Regions from separate parts of the Homo sapiens genome. Here region 1 is linked to region 2. Evidence: read pairs that join two places in POLR2A ChIA-PET (ENCODE). Cell type or tissue: GM12878. All regions are shown on one strand. Each heading gives the region's core, and the rest is flanking DNA. Links, peaks and the distances in the headings are about the cores only.

The links. ChIA-PET counts read pairs that join two places held together with the same protein. Peaks named below come from ENCODE experiments on the same cell type or tissue, not always from the same donor. Only the 100,000 strongest peaks of a DNase experiment are listed, where the experiment ranks them.
Region 1: POLR2A ChIA-PET joins it to region 2 with 5 read pairs; 3 of 35 experiments call an interaction of 5 or more read pairs at or near these places.

Annotation. Positions count from the first base shown.
Region 1 is chr1:200,149,317-200,152,245 of GRCh38, reverse strand. All of the region lies in intron 7 of NR5A2 (nuclear receptor subfamily 5 group A member 2), which reads right to left. Among named protein-coding and RNA genes, the nearest start is that of NR5A2, 120 kb to the right of the region's middle. In GM12878, for the core only: no CTCF peak of the experiment used is centred there; a DNase peak (open chromatin) is centred at 1,335.
Region 2 is chr1:200,209,510-200,212,438 of GRCh38, reverse strand. No RefSeq gene overlaps it. Among named protein-coding and RNA genes, the nearest start is that of LINC00862, 160 kb to the left of the region's middle. In GM12878, for the core only: no CTCF peak of the experiment used is centred there; no DNase peak of the experiment used is centred there.

The DNA of each region.
Region 1 (2,929 bases), core at 329-2,828, 60 kb after region 2:
ATGGTTCAGATTCAGGACTTGTTAGGATTTGCTTTGGAAATCTCTTTATGTTGCCCAAATTGATGCTGAAATGCTAGAGAACTTCTGAGGCCTTGAGAGTCCCCCACCCAGACTATCAGTTCATACATTCTCTTTTTCAGCAGTCTCAATTTACATGCACTAATTGGTAGCTAATGTGCTCCCAAAGGCAAATAAAGGTATTTGTTGCTTTAAAATCCTAAGTCTTTTTCTTTTTCCAACATGTGCTTGGAAAGAGAATAAAACTTTGCATATGTATGTCTGGGACTCCTGGATCTGATTAAGACCCTGGTAATATTACTCTGTATTCACACAGTTCTTAGGGTCCTCATTGCTTGGCTGGGTGTTGAGCGCATGACTATTGCAGCATGCACTTCAGCCAGTGGTGACTTTCTGCTTACGCAGTCAATCTAGTAAATACTAATTCAGTATTTCCTCCCACTATCCTGATGACCTTAAGAAGACAAATGCAAAAGAAAACCAGAAACAAAAACCACGTAGGAATCGCATTAAATACCTTTATATTCACTTTGGAAATGCTGTGCTCATTTTGAAACATGATAATGCCTCCTGTCCATTCCCTTTGAGAGATTTTATAGGGTCTCTGTGCTTCCATGTAGAATATGATACTATTTTATAATTTTTCTATAGTTGATTTTTCTAATGCAGTCTGGGAAAAAAACAGTTGAGTGTTGTACACCTTCCATGGTGAGCATCTAACAAGTTGTGCTCTTGCAGCGGGGGGCTCTTTACTTGATGTACACAGTAATGAAAGCTCGCTATTGATTTTTCTGTAGCTGCTTGTAACTATTATAGTTGATACATCAATAGAAAAGGAAAGCACAATGTTTCATGGGAGGCAGAAAATCAGAATACATGATGCTCTGACAGTAAATCATGGCATAATCTTAAGAATTGATAGATGGTTCCTGCTAACTTGAAACCCATGGCTTTCTCTAAAAAGACAGTCCTATAATCGCCCAATATGTCCTAACAGACTGACTGCCCAGAACGATGCTAAAAGACACAAGACAATGTTTCATCTTCTAAAGAAGGCTTTTTTTCCCCCTTCCAGTGGGATGAGTGAAAGACATTTCAGCTAGATGGTTTGCAGTCAAGGAGACCATTTTCCTCCCAGCCCCACCTTTCTAGAATTGAAATGCCTTACACTCCAAGAAAGCTCAGAGAGCAGGTCATTTCTGAGAACAGCAAACAACAGGGAGGAAAAACAAACAAATGAACCAACCAAAAAATCAACTACCTTCAATTCTTAACTCCCACGGGTCCTGGAATGAAACAGAGCACTCTTGTGGAACCTGGGCGTTGCTAGTGAAGAGGCGATTAGGCTGAAAGGACTTGCACTGCAGCGGTTTCTGACCTCTAAGAGTACCCAGAGTCCTATGACTCATGGGTGATGTTCTTCTTATGTGATTAGAGACATGGTTGGAAAATGCCTGGGGCATTAGGAAGGCCTGCATTCTGCCTTTCCAGAGCCTTTTTAGAAATCTTAAATCAATAGTGAAGACTTCTAAACTGGTGTGATATCTTATGATCTCTCTTCTCTCTCCCAACCCTCTACTCATCTTCACTGAATATTTTTTTTGACATTTAAATACACAGGGTTAACTCTAAAACAATTATACCTACACTGAACTTTCAGTGTTTAAGCCATTTTACAAGCATCTCGTAATTAGCCCATTAATTACTGGAGCTTTGAGCATTGTTTGAAGCTCTTCCCCATCAAATGTATGAATTATTTAACAAGAAGCTCTAATTCTAAGTGGTACTGATAATCATCCAGAGTCTTACTGTTGTAGCATAGAGGCATTAAATATAGATGATAGTTACTAGAGTTCAAGATTGTTTTTGTCTTTACACCATGTTGATGCTATAAAAACAAGTTAGTGATGGATAAACTGGTTTACCTATTAACTCCTTGAATGAATAGTACAATTTCATATTTCCTCCACTAAATGTCTACCAAGGATGACACAAGATGGTTTAGGTTCATAAGTTTTAATTTGATTTTGGTTTCCTTTTATGTGTCATTCTGGGGATTTCATGAATTGACATAACAAAACAAGAAGTATAGGAGAGAGTGCTCCTTCAAATTGCTCCACTTGGCTTCTAAGCAATTAATGTTTATCCATCCAACCAACCATCCATCCATCCATCCATCCATCCATTATATGCTGCTTGAACACCTATTGCAAAGCTTTGGAGTTATACGCTTTACATAAGTGATATAAACTCTGGAACGAATGACTTGGATATTATCATTACTGCATGGAGGTAACTACAAAATGCCATAGGGGATTCAAGCAAATATCTTCAAAGAAGCAACATTTAGTGAGACCCTAAATGATGAATAGTAGTTCATATGTAGAAATATTGGTGAAATCATTATAGGCACAGATACCTACTGTATGGTTAGTCTTGTGCTAAGTACAGTTGGGATATAAAAGCAATGCAGGATGAGTTCCCTGTTGATGAGGAGCCCACAATATGTGCACTCCCGGCATTGTGATGCACACACACTGCTGGCGTATGGTTTTCTGAGTGTGTGCTATTACCGCCTACAATTGGCCTCAGGTGCTACTGCTGACAGCTGTCAGGTTCCTTTGTGCATGGGCCTTTCCTTGGTCTCACCCCAATTTGCTGCGTGTTGAGGGGAATACGTGGATGTGACAACATAGCTGTGGGTTGCTTCCAAGTACTAGTGAGTCAGTGGCCAACAGACTAATATAATGGGTCACAATCAGAATAAAAAAGAGGCTGTTAGCCTCGGCAGCAGTCAAGTAATCCCAGGACCCATGAAGGGCAAGGCATAACTACACGGTAGCCAGTGCAGAAGATACACGGTGAATCAAAGCCAACTGTTGTGGGAAACACCTTTGGCCACGCATCAGTT
Region 2 (2,929 bases), core at 221-2,720:
TTTTGTGTTCAAGGATATGTTGCCATCATGCGCTGCGTAACAATGTTTTGGTCAATGACAATCCTCATATACAAGGGTGATCCCACAAGATTGTAATGGAGCTAAAAATATTCCTATTGCTGGGTGAAGTCACAGCCTTCATAATGTAGCCCATGATAGACTCACACAAATCTAACATGAAAAAAGAAACAAACCACCATGAGCATCTTTCTGAAAAGAGTGATACCTCCTTAAGAACAGTCTCAGATCGGTCCTTCAGGAGGCATCCAGAAGAAGACATTGTTATCGTAGGAGACAACAGCTCCGTGTTGTGTTACTGCCTGCTGAAATTCATCTAGTAGGATAAGACATAAAGGTGGAAGACGGTGATATTGATGATCCTCACCCTGTGTTGGCATAGGCTAATGTGTGTGTTGGTGTATTCGTTTTTAAACAAAAAATTTGGCCAGGCATGGTGGCTCACGCCTGTAATCCCAGCACTTTTGGAGGCTGAGGCAGGAGGATCGCTTGAGGACAGCAGCTCAAACCAGCCTGGGCAACAAGGTGAGACTCTGTCTTTACAAAATTTTTTTTTAAAAAATCAAGCAGGCATGGTGGCTCATGACTGTAGTCTTAGCTACTTGGGAGGCTGAGGTGAGAGGATTGCTTGAGCCTTGGAGTTTGAGGTTACAGTGAGCCTTGATTGTGCCACTTGCATTCCAGCCTGGATGACAGAGCAGACCCTGTAGCTAAAACAAAACAAAACAACAAAAAGTTTAAGAAGTAAAAAATACTTAAAATTTCTAGAAACAGAAAAAAGTATATAGAATAAAGATATAGAGAAAGAAAATATTTTTGTATAGCTGTATAATTTGTGTTTTAAGCTAAGTGTTATTACAAAGAGTCAAATGTTTGAAAAAAAGTAAAATTTATGAAGTAAAAGTGATAGTAAGCTAAGGTTAATTTATTATCGAAGAAAGAACATTTAAAAAATCAATTTAGTGTAACGTAAGTATACAGTGTTTATAAAACGTACAGCAGTGTACAGTAATGTCCTAGGCCTTCACATTCACTCATCACTCACTCATTGACTCACCCTGAGTAACTTCTAGTCCTGCAAGCTCCACTCCTGATAAGTGCCCTATGCTATACAGACGTACCATTTTTAATTTTTTTTTTTTAATTTAGATGGAGTCTCACTGTGTCACCCAGGCTGGAGTGCAATGGCGCGATCTTGGCTCACTGTAACCTCAGCCTCCTGGATTCAAGTGATTCTCCTGCTTCAGCCTTCCGAGTAGCTGGGATTACAGGCAAGCGCCAACATGCCTGGCTAATTTTTGTATTTTTAGTAGAAATGGGGTTTCATCATGTTGGCCAGGCTGGTCTTGAACTCCTGACCTCAGGTGATCCACCTGCCTTGGCCTCCCAAAGTGCTGGGATTACAGGCATGAGCCACTGCTCCCGGCCTCCATTTTTAATCTTTTACACTGTATTTTTTACTGTATATTTTCTATTTTTAGATATACAAATACTTATAATTGCCTGCAATATTAATACAGTAACATGCTGCACAGGTCTGTAGCCTAAGAGGAATAAGTTATACAATACAGCCTATATGTATATAATATATAATAAGCTGTATCATTTAGACTTGTGTAAGTACACTATGATGTTCATACAATGATGAAATCGCACAAGGATGTATCTCTCAGACATATCCTCGTTGTTATGTGAGCGTGACTGTATTTTAACTTTGGATACATATTAACAAGTTGACCTTTGAGAAGACCACCAATTTCCATTCATATAAACAGCATTAAAAGTACCAGTTTCCCCACACTCAGTCACCACTGAATATCTTTAAACTTTACATTGTTGCTAATCTGATAGGTGAAAATGGTATTTCATTGTATTTATTTGCATTTTAAAATTACAAATGAAGTTGAGCTCCTATTAATATGTCTGGTCCATTTTGATTTCATTTTTGGTGAACTTAAAATCTGTTCTTTCTATCCACATTACAATATTAGCATTTGGATGACTACATCATGCATTTTGCCCATTAGAGTTCATTTAATCCTGATCATGTAATATTATATTTGTAGATTTACCAGTCGTTGAATCCTAGAACAGTAGAGCTCTAGATACACTTGAGATGATCCCATGATACGTTCTTATTTTCAGATGAAGGGACTGGGGTGTCTAGGGAAGCAAAATTAGCTGTCCAAGGTCACACAATTAGAGGCTGGGCCTATACCAGAATGCACACTGCCTGAGGTATTATGTAAGTCTGTTACTCTGCTGTTTACTAAAGCGGGAGGTCTGTCTTGGAAGTTTAAACCACTCGTCTTAATCTATTAGCATCCCAAGGAGCTACTTATAACTGTAACCGCCGACCCAATGAGCCAGCTTCTCCATCCAATGTTTCACTTAATGGTGTAGTTTATTACAGTTCAGCAGTCCCAGAGACTGGACGTCTGTGCAACGTGTTAAAACTCCTCTTCAACTGCTGCAGTAAAACTTTCTGCATGGCAGTGCCCAATTCAGGGAACGGGAGTTTCTTATGCTCAGTTAACGCGAACTCAGGACAAATCAAGCGAGAAAAATCAGTAGTCTCATCTCTGCCATTACTTACAGTTTTTATGGATTGTTTAATATAATGAAATAGTCACAGGGAAGAAATTCAATACCTCCATATTACATTCGCATACTTTCAAAGAGCTTTTTCAAATTCCTCATGAAATGATACCCATTTAATTTCAGTCTTGGAATTAGGGTTTTATCTTTCTTACACTCCTTACGGGGCCCTTAAATAATTACTAAAATCCACATTAGTCATTAGGGAACTTTAAAGATGAGAATTGCTCTGTCACAGGCTTTAATCCAGGGAGCCCTAAGTGCAGGGGTCCCAGCCTTCACTGTCTCTACACTATCATGTTGGCTTTTCTTC